Regions from separate parts of the Mus musculus genome. Here region 1 is linked to region 2. The links are chromatin loops, found by intact Hi-C in ENCODE. Cell type or tissue: left cerebral cortex. All regions are shown on one strand. Each heading gives the region's core, and the rest is flanking DNA. Links, peaks and the distances in the headings are about the cores only.

Region 1 (8,341 bases), core at 152-8,151, 49 kb before region 2:
CTTTAAAAATCATCTCCATCTGTAGACACTCCTAGGTGCAGGTGAGAATGAGAACACACAGAGGGGTTATCAAGGTTTATTCCAGTTGACAGGGCTTAAAAGCACGTGTGTGTGTGTGTGTGTGTGTGTGTGTGTGTGTGTGTGTGTGTGTGTGTATCTAAAGAGGAATGAAATAGTTCCGTGTCCTCATGACACTATTGTACCCAGAACCTTAACAATGACTCCAGATACAAAGGTCCGTGTGTTTTAAGTTACAGCAGCATATTAAAAACTCAGTTTACAAGGTCTTCAGGAATAAGAGCAGATAATTGAAGCCCGGCACCTTTGTTTCCTTGCCGGGCCTTCGGAGCCAGAAATCTTTCGAGAAACAAAACAGTAATGCAGACTTCATACAAAAGGGGAAGTTCAAAAGTAGGTATAGGGCTGGATGAGAGGCTCGGTGGTTAAGAGCACTGGCTGCTTTTGCAGAGGACCTAGGCTTGGTTCCCAGCACCCACATGGTAGCTCACAACCATCCTGAACTCCAGTTCCAGGGGCTCTGAATATCTCTGCCATCTGTGAAAACATCAGATACACATGTGGCACACACACACATGCACGTAGGCAATCATAAAAAAATATGAATACATCTTTTAAAATAATCAAACAAAAAGCCTTTGAAAAACACCCTATCCTGAAGTATGAGAGTTCAAGAATGTCGACTTCTGCAGAAAGCATGCCTGGTGGTGCCTTCCTATCACCCCAGAACTGCAGACACGGCAGGATCAGGAATTCGAGGTCTTCCTTGGCTACTTTCGAATTTGGGGTCAGCCTGAGTTACACGGGATCTTGTTGTGAGAACAAACCAAACAAAAAATAACAAAGACCTTTGACACAATTCTTTCAAAAAATAGCCAGTTATGGGCAAGTCGTACATTTTAAAGGTGTGAGTTTTTGTGCCCTCTACTTATATACTTATTTGGTGAAAATAAGAGCAAAGGTTAAAGTGTCATCAAAGCCAATCATAAGATCTTAGGATTTACAGCCCCACCCCCAGCTGTCCTAAAGAGAGAAAGTGAAGAGTTATCTCAATGTTTCTATCTATTGTTGACACTTTTATAAGAGTTTGTGGTGAAACAAAGCAGATAGGTTCCAGACTTTGTTTTTTAAGAGAACATAATTTTTCCCTTCTGATATTTTAGCATATGCAAAATGGTAAGCACACAGGGCAAGAATCTGCTACAAACTGCAGATGAAATGGGGAATTTTATGTTGGTCGTTCATCTTAGAGGACCCCCCTTCCTCCTCTCGTTCAGCTGTAACTGTTCCATTTTTATTTGCTTGGCATCTGCAGAAGATTTTGTTTGGATTGAGAGCTCAATAACTCAGGCAGAAATTGAAAAATCACCGTGCAAGAAAAATGGCTAAATCTATCAAGATTGAATTTATTGATGGCAAATAAAGATCCATTGTTTGGGTTTGAGATGTCAGTCAGCAGTCCCAGTGTACAATAAAACAGTGGCTTTAGAGATAAGCATACAAACGGACCCAACTAAAATGCAGCCTTGAAAAGACAGAAGACAGCGGTGCAAGTAACTTTAGTCAAGCCAGAGCCTGCTTAGCTTCTGAGATCAAACGTGATAGGGTGCATTCAGGGTGGTGTGGTTGATAAAGAGATGGGAATAATGTTTAAAGTAGCATTCATATTGAATTTCTTCGTTAAAATGCCCTAGCTTTTAATGCCATCCATTTCCCAGCAACTTTTCTTCATCCATACATTAGATGGAAATAGCATGTCTTATGGTACAGGAAGAGCCTCCTTTCCAGTGCTTCGATAGTGCAGTACAACTCTATTAATGGCTTTCCTAGAAGGCAAACCAAGACATTCTGTACTATAGCTACATCATCCATCCATGCATCCATCCATCCATGCATCCACCCATGCAACTCAAATTGAAAAAACAAAACAAAATAACAGAATCAATTGGACAGCCTAGAATCAACACTTAAGAACAGGAAGAAACAACAACAACAACAACAACAACAACAACACAGAGAATAAAAGGAGGAGGAGAAGGAGGAAAAAAAAGCACTCCAGAGTTTGCTCCTCAGGTTGTGTTTAGAGACATCTGCCCAGACCCACCAGCAGGAAGCCCAGGGTTTGATTTCATCACATGCCAGAGGAAGGATCCAATTTAAATGGCTGTCTTACATTTCCCATGATCCCCCTGGGAAGCCAACTTACTCCAAAAGTTCCATTTATGCATAGACAATTCTAGGTGCTACTTTCAGTGGGACCAGGCATGTTAAAGACCTTTGATATAAGTCACATCCTTGAAACGGCTTCGGTTTTCTCCATTTTCCCCAGCTCTCTCCATAATGAGCAAGAACCCCTATTCGTCTTTTGTTTACTGCATCCTAAGCTAGCAGACCCAGGTGATGTAGGAACCTTTTGGTTTCAAGATGCACTTTCTTCTTGAGCAGAAGGGGACCAGCCTTTGAAGAGCTGCAGGTCATTGGGAACTGAGCTCAAGGCACTCCCCATCAGTGACAGGGCAAAAAGAGACTTCAAAACTGGAAAGGGTGTGACTTTGATGAGTATGAAAATTTAAAAGAGTTTTTGCTGCAGGCCTAACACAGAAAGTTTTCTACCCTGAGCAGCAGGGAGAACTGTTATTAGAACTCATGGGATTGAATAAAAACAGAAGAGCAAGCGGGAGCTTCCGGAGATGGGAAACTGTGCTGTTGGGGGTAGAAGTCTTATTTAGTTTTAAGAATTTAAGGATAGTTAGAAATGATTCCTTGAATTATATAGTCTAACTACTTTGATAATGAGTTTGTCTGTTGAAATATTTAGATTATTTTTAACTCCAAATACTGAAGACTCCATAGGATAGTTATACATTGTTGGTCAGCATGAGCCCATGCCTATATATTTCATCTGAGAACAGCCTGCACATTTGCATCATATGAAGTGACTGTGAGTTACTGACAGCAGTGACCATATCATCACTATGTGACAATACTGAAGATCCCACTTATCAGAGAACATGGCCCAAGGTCACACCTTGCAGTTTGGAAAACATAGTCTCACAGGACAATGCTAGCATAAGTAAAAATTGGGTAAAGTAGTTGGGGTAGCATCATATTTAGTATATCTGTGCCAAAATTTGTCTTACAGATGGGCGGTAAGACCTCAAATCCAATTCTACCATTCCTATAAGAAAGTAAGAACACCCCCCCACTTTTTTTTCACAGAACAAAAGGGAACATGGCTATATCTATATTTAGAGAATGGCTATGTGTGGCATTATTTTATGTTCAGACTGGTTCTCACTAATACTAGGAAAAAGGAAGAGAATATTAGTAGAGGGTAGACAGGAGAAGGTAATGAAGGATGAATATGGCAAAAATATGGTGTCCATGAATAAAAACGCCATTATGACACCCGTTGCTTGATAAAACAAATACAGATCAATGCCTGTGTTAATTTCCTATGGCTGAGGGTGGCCCTAATGCAGAAACATGCTTGCCATTGTAACAATGTGAAGAGCTGGGGCTTTTAAGGAGTGATTAGGTTGTACACTCTGCCTGCCATCCAAAATGGATTTACACTGTTATCTCTGAGGTGAGTGCGTTATTTCTGGAGTGTCTGATAAGAAATTAGTTTGGGCACTGTCTTCTACAGCTGGCAAATGCTCTCTTGGTTTCCTCCATGCCAAGATGCAGCAACTAGACCTAGTTGAGTAGTGGCACTATGCTCTTGGATGTCCCAGACCTCATAATTGTGAGCCTTATAAACTTTGTGTGTGTATGTGTGTGTGTGTGTGTGTGTGTGTGTGTGTGTGTGTGTGTAAAGCACTCAGTAGATGCTGGAAGATGAGCTGAGACAGGCTGCTAAAGAAATGATCACAGTAGAGGTTAAAACAAAGAAAATGTATTCTATTGTATTTCTAGAAAGCTTAAATCAGGCATCACAGTTCTGCAGGGCTTCGACCACCACAGGCCTTGATGGGGAGAATCTAAGCTTGTTTACTCTGGACTCTGGACGATGCTAGCAACCTTGTCGTGTAGTGGCAATTCTATCTCTGCCACTGCGGTGCATGGACTCCAACTCTTTTGGATCTCTCTACTTTCCCTCTGGCTTTCCCATGAACAGATACTGTGATGGCTCCCTTTCTTCGAGTTATCTAGGATAAACTCCATGAAAAATCTTCAACTTAATTCTATTTTTTGCCACATACAGATCACATTCTAGATTCTGCAAATTATTATGTATGGATGCTTTTTTTTTTTTTTAAGTTTGTTTCAACATAAGCCACAAATAAGATGTCTTGAGATTACAATGTCCTGACTGGACATTTTACTTATCTTGTGTCCAAACCAGAGTACTTGGAATGAAAACATTTAAACAAGGAAAGACCATGTGATTCTTTCCAGGACTGGAGAAAGGAATGGACAGATATGAAGATACCAGTGACAAGGATTGTGGAGAAAGACAATGGAGAAACTGGGCTGTGTGCACAGGGTTCACACATACTGAGCTAGGACAGATGATTTCGCTGGGGCTCAGAGAGCACTGCCACTGGCCGAATGCCCCTCCCTCTGCACAGTCACAGTGGTGCCCACCATTCTCTGTTCTCTCCTCCTTGTTTCTTCCCACTCCCTAATCTCTCTCTCTCTCCCTTCTGCTCTCTGTCTCCCCCTCCTCCTCCCCTTCTCCATCTCTGTCCTTTTCCCTCCCTCCCTCTCTCCCTCCCTCCCTCTACCTCTCTTTCTCTCACCTATGTATTCCCATACCTGCTGTTTGAGATCACTCACTCATTTGTTTCTGATCATTGGACCTAGGGCTGTACATGCTCCGCTGTACATTACATCCTTGCTTGCAGAGACTTTAAATACGTGGCATACAAAGAGCATTAACAAATTTGTGGAGCTGCAGCAGGAGACAGAAGAGGGCAGCAATCAGCCCTCGGGTTGAGACAGGTGTAGCTCTGGAAGCTACACTATGGAGAAGTGCTTAGCAGCAGCCCTGACACCAGCAGTGCACACAAGGAGGTCAGGGACAGAAGACCTGAGAAGTATGAGCAGCTCGAGCAGCTCGGGCTCAGTGTTGGCCTTAACCGTTACCAACTTCGCTTGTGTGTAAGCCTGGCTGTGATGCTACCTAGCAGGTCATACATATGATGTCTCGTGCTCTCCCACTTACTGTGGCTACATTAGCAACCTACACTCATTTCTCTCTCACGACCTATGAGAAGTGTATACTTTTCATTGGTGTCCACAAACATGGACTGATTATTGCCACTGTGACAATATATTGAGGGAACATCTTCCAGCCATCTTTTCATCTTCACAGAAACGAAGATACGGTGAGAGATCCAAGTACGAGAACACTTGGAAGAAACTTTGGGGGCCTTTGCAGCCATGGCCATTAACACGAAGTGTGAAAACACCATAAAAACTGTAATAGGGTCGATAAAAACTCAAATTACTTTGTGGTGCACTTTCTGTAATTTTTAACATGTTCACATGATTTCATTGCGTGTTCTTTCCTTTTTAAGTAACAGAAGAGCCCCTCTTACAAACCCAAATTAAACATAAGTGGTAGTTGGCTGCTCCATTTCCCCTTAAAGAAGGGAACTGCCTTAGGAGTTGGAACTGGTAATAAAGAATAGTTTGGCCTCCCATCTTCTGACAAGTTTAGGTTATTAGATGGCAACGACATTGTCTCAGACCCACTCTCCTTGAGATGGTCTCCATGCTCCTGAATACCCTATAACAGTTTAAAAAAAATCTAGTTGCTTCTGACTTCCTTTGGGAAACTCTGATTAAAGGCTCCGATTCACTGATGCATCGAGGAGGGAGAGGAGGGGGAAGTGCACTGAGTTTTTGCTTTATTTAACTCACAGAGCTTCACTCCAGCTGAAGGGATGAGCTGGCCTTGCACACGGCACATCAGCTGTGCGGGTGGGAGGCGCCCGCCCCTTTGATTTTCATCAATGATCTCTTCTGTGTTTGCAGTGGCCACCTAGAAAAGCTGCTCTCTGAGGGTGGTGGGGAGGATGGCTGTCCTCCTACCACACTACAAAACACTACCAGGGCCTGACAAGGAGCTGAGAGACTGTCTTTAAAGAAACAAGCTGTAGCTTGGTTTCTATAATTACACCCTAAATCTCAGGGTATTGGAGACAGCCTCCAAGTTATAACTGTGCATTCAAAACCATGTGAGGGAGTACATCTCTGATACACATAGCTAAGATGGAATCTATGGAATGGATGCCAGTCCTAACTCTGATTCCTTAATCCTTAAATGGGCTGAGCACAAGACAATCAATATCTTCTGGCTTCAAACTTGCACAACTGTGTTGATAAGTTCTGCTACTTAACCCCCCACACACTCCCCCATCCCCTCTTCCCCCCGTACCGACTCCACAGAAATGTTGGTATTACGGATAACATTATTATCAAGGCTAGTACAAACCTGTTCACTCCTACTGGTTTAAGAACTCCCAGGAAATCTCGCAGGTTCACTTTCAAGATTGATGCTAGTACGCAAGGCTTAGTTTACCAATGGGGGCTTCTAGCAACCTCATCAAGGAAGTACCGAGTCTATGAACAATGTTCAGAGATGCCCTCATACTTTTGCAAAAATAAGGGGCAGAGAGATACAAAAAGATCAAGAAACCCTAAATTAGATCCACTGGGGCTCCAATCCAGGACCTACCATTTACCAGGATTCTGCTTTCACATGAATCAATGGACTTCTGTAGGCAGCAGAAAGTAATGTTTTCTTGTCTCTGAGAAGGACTGCCTGGGTTTAGATCTTAGCTCTAAATGACTAGCTCAGGACTTCGTGCCTGTTCCTGCTTCCATTTCTTCCCCTATCACATGCAAATAACATTAGCAGTGAAAACTCAGCTTTACTAGAGGTAGGCCATTGCCCTTGGATATTGTTCTCCAGGACCTTGAGATGTCCTGCTAATAGAACTGATTTCCTTCGGTACAAAGGTTTTCAGACATCTTCACAATGTGACTTACAGTGAGGACTTTGGGCCACTGCCGTTGTTTGTGTGTTAAATGGTCCCCAAAGGTGAGTTTGCTGAAGGCTTGCCACTACTGGAAGGGATGTGATGGAATTCCCTAGGAAGCAGGGCTTTCACTGAGGAAGTTAGGGCCTTGGTGGCATATGTCTGAGGTAGATCTTAGGACTCTGGTCTGCCCTTTCTTTTTTGCTTCCCAGCCTCCTCCATGAGGTGAGCATTTTGCCTTACCAGATGATCCTTGCTACTATATTCAGCAGCCTTCCTGTTGGCTCAAAAGCAACAGAACAAGCTATACCTGTGATGAAATCTCTGAAACCTTGGATCAAGATGAAATTTCCCTTCAAAATTTCTCAGTATTTGGACATTGTGCTTAGAAGGATAACACGGCTACTATCAGTTCTACCTCCAGAAAGAACTAGAAACTAAAGATCACCTACACTGTAGTCCATGATTGGGTTACACTAGAACCCTGACCCCCCAAAGCTCACATGAGTTTCCTAGTTGGCAAAACTAGAGAGCAAGGACAATACAAGCCCCACCCCTGGAATTTGCTAGCCCCACCCCTGGAATTTGCTAGCCACACTCCTGGAATTTGCTAGAAGGCTCTGCTCCACACACCTCATCCACTGGCTGACTTTAGCAGTGCCTTTCTTCTTAATAAATCATAATGATGGATATAACAGCTTTCTTGAGTATGAGACCTTCTAGCAAGTCTGTAAATTTGGAGTAATTCACAATTCTGCTCTAAGGACTGGTACTGAAAACGAGGATGATCCTTTGAGAACACTCTCTCCTCTAATTTCAGTTGGCTAATTGTTTTTAAAAATGGGGTTCTTTCATACGGTTATTGAGGCTACATGAGTTTGAACATGTAAGACACATTTAAGTTCCTTGGCAGAGATTAACTATTGGTATACTTCACATAGTAACATTCAGAACTAAATTTTTGTATCCCAGTTTCTGTGTGGAATGAATCATCGAGTTTAATTCCTAGCTAACTCTGAGGAGAAGCCTGAAGGAAACTCAGAGGTCTTCAGTAATTTCCTTACACAGAGGTGATTGTTAAGTAGAAGCCAGGACTCGAACCTTGATCTTTGTGACATGAACACAAACCCTACGTCTCGAAGGTCTATGCTTCTCGTTGCTAAACTTTCAATAAACCTGCAGAAGGTCTGCATTTTACCACAGGTAAAGCATACATAGGATGCTTACAAGCTCACAAACCACTGATAGAGAGATGGAACACTTCGCTTTCCCTTGTAGGCTTTAAACTGAATGCACTGCAGAAAAATAATGATAAAGGGTTGCACATTGGG
Region 2 (8,341 bases), core at 296-8,295:
TAACATGGAAATAATAAGCTGCAGAGATTCAGACAGACATTCCTTTCAAATTAATTAGCAAACCTCTAAAAGATCTTTATCAAAGGGTTGCAAACAAAGCTCCAAGAGTCCCCTCAACTGAGCAGCAATATGACAGTTGGCCATCAGGGCAACTTTGAATTCCTTCCAGGCAGTCACCTGCATGTGGTTGATTTTTGGGTTCAGGGGAGGACAGCAAGGAGTTATCTGGATAATTTGTTGAAAGCAGATTTCATGTTTTACTACCGCAGCCTCTCAGTTCATGGTTGGTCAGCTCTGGGAAGCAAGCCACAGCTCAACTGATTTTCTAGGGCTGTAAAAATACCACCAAGAGTTGGGCATCTCCCATGAGACATGCCAAGAACATAGACAATGTAAGTCAGACAGTTAGGCCACAGTGCTTTTATACAGAAGCCTGTGGACCACACCAGTGGATCAGTGACATGGGTCCTGTGAGAATGAAGAAACAACCTGGAGGTGACATCTGTGGACAGCAAGAAAGCAGGAAGTGGAGCCTTCATGGAGTGACAGGCTCCTCCTGGATAGTCCCAGATGGCTTGAACTCTCTGAAGATAAGTTCTTCCAAATTGTACTTTATATTGAAATCTCTGCCTGAACTACTTTCTTCTTCAAGGCAGACGCATCCTGCTATGGTTCTAGAGGTAACTGCTATACTTTTGCTCTGGGCTTGCTAGGCTATCCCCTGAGAAGAAGCATCCAGCTCCCTTTCCCTTGAATCCAAGCCAGTCCTGATGGGCCACGAGCTGTACTGAAAGGAATGCTCTGGGATTCTGAAGCAGGTCTTCAGAAGCACTGTAGTTTTGACCAATCTCTTGCCATATAGCTCTGGTAATTATAAACTGCCAGGAAGAATGTAAGCTACCCCGAGGAGGGGCAAAGCCACGTATAGGAAGTCTGTACATAGTTATAGCTGTGCATAGGCTTTTAGCCATTCTATGAATGGACAAGATCATGCTAGCTAAATTCACCCAACGTTGATAATGTGTGTAACAAGAGTCACCCCACATAATTACACACCTAGTTAGTCCTGAGGTACAGAAAATGGTTCCTCAAAGCAACTGATGTTGGGGGCACAAGCGTCCATCTTATCCACTCCCTACATGACATGGTTTTAATGCCTATAGTCAATCAATCGTAGTCTGAAGCTTTAAAAATTCCAGAAAAAAAAAAACTCACAGGTCTCAAACAGCATGTCGTTCTGAGCATGTCATTTAGCCAAGTCAGACTTCTGATGTAAAAATGGTTTATGTTCTTCATATTGTTATAAGAAGGCTGAGGAGAGTACAGAGGTATTCTGAGAGAGACCATGTTCACATGACTTTTATTAGAGAATATAGCAGCTGTTTTAGTTTTAGCTGTTATTCATTTCTTACAGTGCCTGATCTATAAAATAAAACTGCATGGTGGTATAAATACATAGGAAAGATACAATACACTTATGACTAATTACTCTCTTTGGTTTCAAGCATCTATGATATGGTACTGTAAATGCATCCCACTTCCATGAGAAGGACGAGAGTAGTTTGTTATACAGTGATAAACAGGGTACTTCTAGCATTTATTTTCCTTCTGGTTCCTAGTTCAGTTACAAATCTGTTCAATCTTCTCCTGTATTAAGTCTTCCCTCCATTCTGGCAAAATATATCCAAAAATCTGCCTCCCTCCATGGTAGCCAGCATCATACACAGGGGTCTATCCCTACAGCTTCTGTGTTCTCCCTTCCCACTCTACAATCTGGCCTTCACAGCTTCCATTCTGAAATGGGAGGATTTCAAAGTCAGGAAGGGCCTCAAAGGCCATACCATCTAGCCATATGTTCTTGACTGAATTCCCTTCCATGAGGTTTCATCTCAGTAATACATGTTTCAAAGCTGTTGTAGCATGTCAAGGAACACGACACTCAGTGTCACAAGTAACAAAGCATTGACTTTTGTCTCTTATAAAGTTCTACTCAGGGTAGAGAGATGGTTCAATGGCTAAATGCTTGCTGAAGAAACACGAGGACCTGAGTTCAGATCCCTAGTACCAAGTCAAAGCCAGACTCAGAGGTACCCATCTATAACTCCAGCACCAGGAGAGAGAAGAGGCCAATCTCTGTGACTCATCGGCTAGCTAGTCTAGCCAAAACAGCAAGTGCCAGGTTCAGAAAGAGAGTCTGTCTGAAAAACAGTATGGAGGAACAGCCAGAGAAAGCACCCCAACATTTGCCTCTGGTTTCACATATGCTGGACAACAGAGCCCACCACCAGCCCCTCCACATACATGCATGTGTACACCACCCCCTCTTCAAGTTTCCCTTCATTCTGGTGACATTCATGGGGAAATTTGGAAGTATTTGCCATAGTGGAGTAAGATATGGATAATGTAGCAGTGGGACAGATGGAGAGACTACGTTGCACACGTAACGTAATTTAACTTAGGTCTTGAGCCATTCCGCTTGATTGTGGGAAACGTGAGTGGAGCAGAGTTGAGTCGAGAATGGTATAGCACAGCTTGACCGTGTAGAGTATGCATATAAAAGCCAGGCTGTCTGGCTGTGTCATTGAAAGGCTTGTTGTGTAACTATGTGATCTTCGGCCACTTTGCCTCTAAAACTACAGGCAGGAAATGAAATCCAATTGTTCACTATTTCTGTTAAATTCTAACTTAAGCACAGTCAACTTGACACTCTAGTTCCCCTCCCTCTTCCCAATTCCCACTTCTGCTTTCCTTCCCCTGCCCCCTCATGGAATATTAGGATCTAAGTCCTAAGAAGGGACACATGCACCATGGCACAGTGGGGGAGCACTTACGGGTCCATCATTGCCCTTGGCTCTCTTGCTCCTGCTCATCCTTGTCGGACTTCTACCCACACTGCTCTCCCTGGTGACATTACTTGGCACAGGGAACCTCATTAAATCTGTTGATGGCGTACTCTTACCAGGACACGTAGGCCCTCTGTTCCCCTCCCAGGACAATCTCTGGGGAAACCGTGAATCCAGATCTTTCTATCCTCAACCCATCCTAAACACTCTGCTGTTGAATGTTGTTTCATGTTTGCTTCCTTCCTGAGAATGTTCCAGAATTCAAGATCCAGATCCCCTGTACCATGGGATTTCCCTGACAATTCTGATGTTCGTAAAGGTGGAGGCAGGCGTAATAGCAGAAATGTGTCAGTGAGGCTGTGTATAGACTGCTGGGGAAATGAGTCAGCTGTGTTCTGGGTCTTCCTTTCTGATGAAATTTGGGAAGCCTGCGGCCATGTTATTGGATTTAGCATTTGAGAGCCCAGGAGGCTAGCCACCAACCACCTCAGCCATCCTGGTACTCCACCCTCCAATCTTCATAGACCCAGAAGTAGAAGTGAAGGAGAGGAGGGCCCAAAGCATCTAAACAAGAGATTCCTCTGCCAAGGTCTAACTGGTCAACCCCGGGACAGGAAGGCTGTCCAACGTCATATTTTCTTCTCCCGAAATCTTCTGCTGATGGGACTGAAAGGCTGTCCTCCACAGGGAAAGAGTGTCTGTTTGCCTTTCGAAAAATTGTCTTATTATTAAAAGGCACACAAAACAAAACCCCAACTCTCCAATCTCTTGAGTTGTAAGACCTGATTTCAGAAGACGATAACCAAGAATTTACCCATTTTCTGCGAGTAGCTTGTACCTTGAGCTAAAAGCCTTCTGGACATGAGATAAAAGGGAACTATCAAGAAGAAAAGAGCCCAAAACAGTGGTTAGAGTTTTGGAAGAGAAACCCGGTCTAACTACACTGATTTGGGAGTACTTATTTTATTCCCAGAACTCTACTAAAAACTGCTACTAAATTATATTGGTGGTACATCTTACATCAACAACACAACCTCAGCAAGGTAATGAAGACACTCAGAGGTTGTTTCTCTGCAACACAGCATTACGAGTGCCATAGGCTGAATTTGGAGCCTGGCTTTGCATTAGCTTCTTGCGTGGGCCAATCACCAGCTTCTCAGGCCTCAGTTCTCGATTATGGCGACATAATTAACTCAGGGCTTCTTAGGACTTCGGTGAGCTCACTCGGACAGTGCCCTGGTGCACGGGAAGATCCAGGCATCAGCAGTTAGGTTTGATGTGGAAGAAGATGTAGGAAAGGGGTAGGGACATCACTAACTACATTTACAATACCTTGCTAGCTCCCAATGTGGTAAAAGAACTTTCTATTTCTCTAAATCATTGTCTTTCCCAAGAAAACAGCCTCATGTGATGTGGGGGAGGGGAGGGGCTTTAACTGCATTCCCCTTCTGTCCTGACGGAATTGGAAGAAAATGACCTCCCATTCCTCACCAGACAGCTGCAACAGATTTCTAATTTCTAGACAAGAAGAACATCCACATTTCACGGATTTCTGTGGCCCACTGGAATTGGTGCTATTGCCACATGTGGTTGCTTATTCACCATAAGTAGCCCACAACTTTCTTTTACAGCTGGTAGTTCATAGCCAGCTTCACCTTTGAAGGAACAGGTCATGGGTGCCTGTATCCAACTGCTGGGCTACAGTGAAGTTACATCAGAAATTCCTATTTTTCGGGACTATATATACAACTCAGTTATATTAAGGAACATTCTGGGCAAATAACATTACTAAAGCCATAGCTTTTGCTCAGGGCATCCCAGTGGGGTTGTAGAATGGAGTTTCAATCTTTGTAAACTAATGATTCTCTCTGATGGCTTGAGTAGCAAAGGAGATGGTGATGGTATTTACTGAGACAGACAGCAGGTTTGGGAAGGGCACAAGGGTCCATGTTTCAATTTTGGATGTTGCATATAAAATGTCCTTGAGTAATCCAATGGATCATTGCGACTCATACTTACATTCCCAGCTCAGAGGGGAGGAGGTGGTAGCCCAAGCAGGGTGACTGTTGTATGAGGCCATCTTGAGTAACATGGTGAGTTACAACCCAAGTGAGTTCATGCTTCAAATATTTTAAGAAAGTGGAAGTGTGCAGTGTGGTGCCTATGTGTGTGTGCAGGAGTGCGTGCATGTGTGTGTGTGTGTGTGCATGACTGCTAGGAAACTGGGTTGGAGCCTAGCCTTGGTCCTGTGAGTATTCTATGGAGGAGGGACCTACAAGGAAATTAGAGTAGTCTCTAGAAGAAAACCAGAGACACTGTTGTGGAAGAGCCAATTAAGTTTTTAAAAATTGCACAGAGTCAAGAGATGTAGGAAATACTGAATAGCACAGCAGCACTTAGCATGGCAGTCCCTGAGAGTTCTGCCCCTCAGTCCTGGTAAAGAGAGCTGCTGGATGGTTGTGAGTCTAGCTCTCTTGCTGTCCCCACCCCCAACCTCCAAATCAGTGCTATATTCCTGCCTCAAAGGAATAAGGTAAAAAGAGATGGAGGGGGGACATGTGACATCCTCCTCTGGTCTCCATGGACACACCTACATACCCACAAATATAGTACTGAGAACTCAGTGTGTGAGTGTGAGCAGGGGCAGGGGAGGAGAGTAGAGAGATTCTTATACCCATGACTCACACCATCGTTAATGTCAACTGAAATCATTACATCATTTCCATTGTGATGCAGTCATCAGGACTCCCATTTGCTAACAAACCTGGCTTTCAAAGCAATCTTCCCCCCAGTCTCGTTAGCAGCAAACTCATCTGCCTCCAGCTTCGGCTATCAGCTTCAGCCATCCACCACCCACATCAGCCTGTACATCCCAACACTGTGAGAGATGTTTGTTTCATCAACAGACTCTCACAGCTACAAGTCCCTGTACAAGCATCAGTCTTGCAAAGCCTCTTCCTTATTTACTGTCTTGTTTTTAAATGAGACTTCTAGGTACTCATAATAAAATCCCCGTGCCTGTGTTGGCTGTCGGCAAGAGGCCTGCTCATGATCTTTGGCCAGGAGCCTCTCTCTTGGTGGTCTCTACCCAGACTTTTCTCTGAACCACCTGCATCGGTCAAAAGCTTACTTTTCCATCACGGTTTAGAACATCCTATCCAAGAATCTTTTGTTGATCTTTTCAGTGTGATGTGATCTAACACAGGCCTTCTAGTCTATTTTTCTTCAGTGAGGTTTGAGGGAATGTCTTATCGTCTATTCTAGATTCTATTCACCGAAAGGGGCCTCATCAAACTCACCTGGCATCCCCTTTATTACTACACGGAGAAATCAGGAAGGTTTTATTTAATTAACCCAAAAGCAAACTGTTAACAAGTTCTTTCTATAAAAATAAAATCGATGAGCACAAATATTCACTCAGAAGAACAACGCCCTGAAAACTTTAGGAAGGACTTCAATGGAGTTCATACGAGGTCAGTGAACACCGAAGCACAGCCAAAGATTGTTTTTATTTTTTAGATCCAGAATTTCTTTAACTTCTATTGCAGAATGTTTCAAATATACATAAAATAAGAAAGAATAGCTTTTTCCCCAGTACCCTGCTTAAATCAATAACATGTTCCCCATTTAATCTATTTTGTCTCCGTGGCTTCTTTCCTTCCCTTTTCTACTTCATGTGTTCTGGAACTTTTTTATTAGCACCTTCATCAAGGAGTGGGAAGGAAGTATGTGTCAAAGTCTGTCACCGCCCCACAGTGGCTCTTATTCCCTTTCCTCTAAAAGGTACAACTACTGGCACTTAAGAATGCTACTTCTTTGACTCCCCTACTGTGTCGTATCTGTGGAACCAGGCAACTCTGGTGAGCAAAGGTGATGTGCAACTTGGGATGCTTTCTTCTTTCACATGCTCCCTACAAATGGCTTGTACAAAGATGATGATAAAACTTAGAGGATCCAACAGCAGCCAGATGAGAGAGCTGGCTCTAGAGCCTCATGAGAAAACATGGGCTACCAGCCTCCAGACCATCCATGTTGAACAACTGTTACTCTAAGTCTGTTTCAACTGTTGAGCTGATATCTGAACAAAGAGAGAAAACACTCAGCAATATTGGGACTACCATGTTCCAGCAGTTGCATGAGAATGTCTATTTCCAACATAGATCATCAAACTTGATGTATGTGCCCCGTTCCTACCAGCTGTCATTCTGTTCCATGGGCATGCTGAGCAGCTGATTTTGAGTGTATACTGCAAAAGCAGTGACATTGGAAGGGCGGCTAGGTTTTAGTTCAGGTACAATTTATTTGAACTCCCTTGCAGGTTTCTGGCAAATATACATACATGCATACATACATACATACATATCCTTATATCCTACAAGAAATTTCACAAATCTATAAAATAGTAAACCTCCCTAAGATATTAATTATGGGGAATAAACAAAGCTCTTTGTACTATAAAAGTGAGCACAGAACTTGTTGGTATATACATAGGAGTATCTGGAAAAGGTACATTTCCCTCCTTTTGGTTCCCAAGTACACCTAACTTACAGAGGCAGATATTTTACAATATCTGACAATGACGGACTCTTCTGAAACAGAAGATTTATCACTGAACACTGAACTTACAAAGCTGGTTTCTTTTCTTTTTTTTTTAAACAGTGAAAGTAGTTGTGTGAAATAATTATGGGCAAAACCTTGGGACTTCTCCTAAGAAATAGGACTCATTTAAAATTGATACCTATCAACAGTGTCTTCATTTGGGTCACAGTAGCTGATATAATACACAACCGTCATAATTTGGAAATGAGGCTGAGGACATCGAAATGGGAAACTCTTACTGTTTAGACCAGCAAGGATTATACAGCCATTTCTTGGTGTCTGGTTCCAAGATCCTGTGAAAAACAAAATCTAGGATGCTTTAGTCCCTTATATGAAATAGCATAGTACTAGCATAGAACCTATGCCTGTTTTCCTTTAAACTTGAAATCCCTTATTTCCTTACATACAAACACAAAGGGAGAAAGTCTGAACATGGTCAGTGTAGACGCATGTTATTCAAATGTTCTCAATGAGTAGTTTGCTGAATTAAGGATGAATGATGCATGGATCCAGAGCACGTAAAGTCCTCCCATCCCAGCGCCTATGAGCCACATGTTACACCTAACGAACAGCTGAAAAACAGACTTGCCCTAATTGCCAGGGAAACAAAGAGAAGAGGACCTGGAGATGCATTAGCAACCTCTGCAGCTGTAAGCAGTTAACATGGAAAACAACTCAATGGACGGCATTGTTCAGCTTCAACTGCAGGAGGAGGAAAATAGACTTAGAAGAATTTGCTCAGAAATGCCGCTAACGGTATCTTTTTAAAATACCTATTATGGGGCTGGGCAAGTGACCCAGCGATTAAGAGCAATTTTTATTCTTGCAGAGGACCTGGCTTTGGTTCCTAGTGACTATGTGGTTTATAACCATCCTTAACTTTAGTTCCAGGTGATCTG

Evidence for each region. Peaks named below come from ENCODE experiments on the same cell type or tissue, not always from the same donor. Only the 100,000 strongest peaks of a DNase experiment are listed, where the experiment ranks them.
Region 1: it touches region 2 in a loop (2.0-fold over the local background); 2 of 42 quality-filtered maps call a loop at or near these places.

The regions. Positions count from the first base shown.
Region 1 is chr10:13,721,880-13,730,220 of GRCm38, forward strand. All of the region lies in intron 3 of Aig1 (androgen-induced 1), which reads right to left. Among named protein-coding and RNA genes, the nearest start is that of Aig1, 140 kb to the right of the region's middle. In left cerebral cortex, for the core only: a CTCF peak has its summit at 4,916 (motif pointing right); DNase peaks (open chromatin) are centred at 5,096 and 5,968; H3K27ac peaks cover 886 bases.
Region 2 is chr10:13,770,713-13,779,053 of GRCm38, forward strand. The region is part of intron 3 of Aig1 (androgen-induced 1); the gene reads right to left. Among named protein-coding and RNA genes, the nearest start is that of Aig1, 94 kb to the right of the region's middle. In left cerebral cortex, for the core only: no CTCF peak of the experiment used is centred there; DNase peaks (open chromatin) are centred at 4,877, 5,523 and 6,581.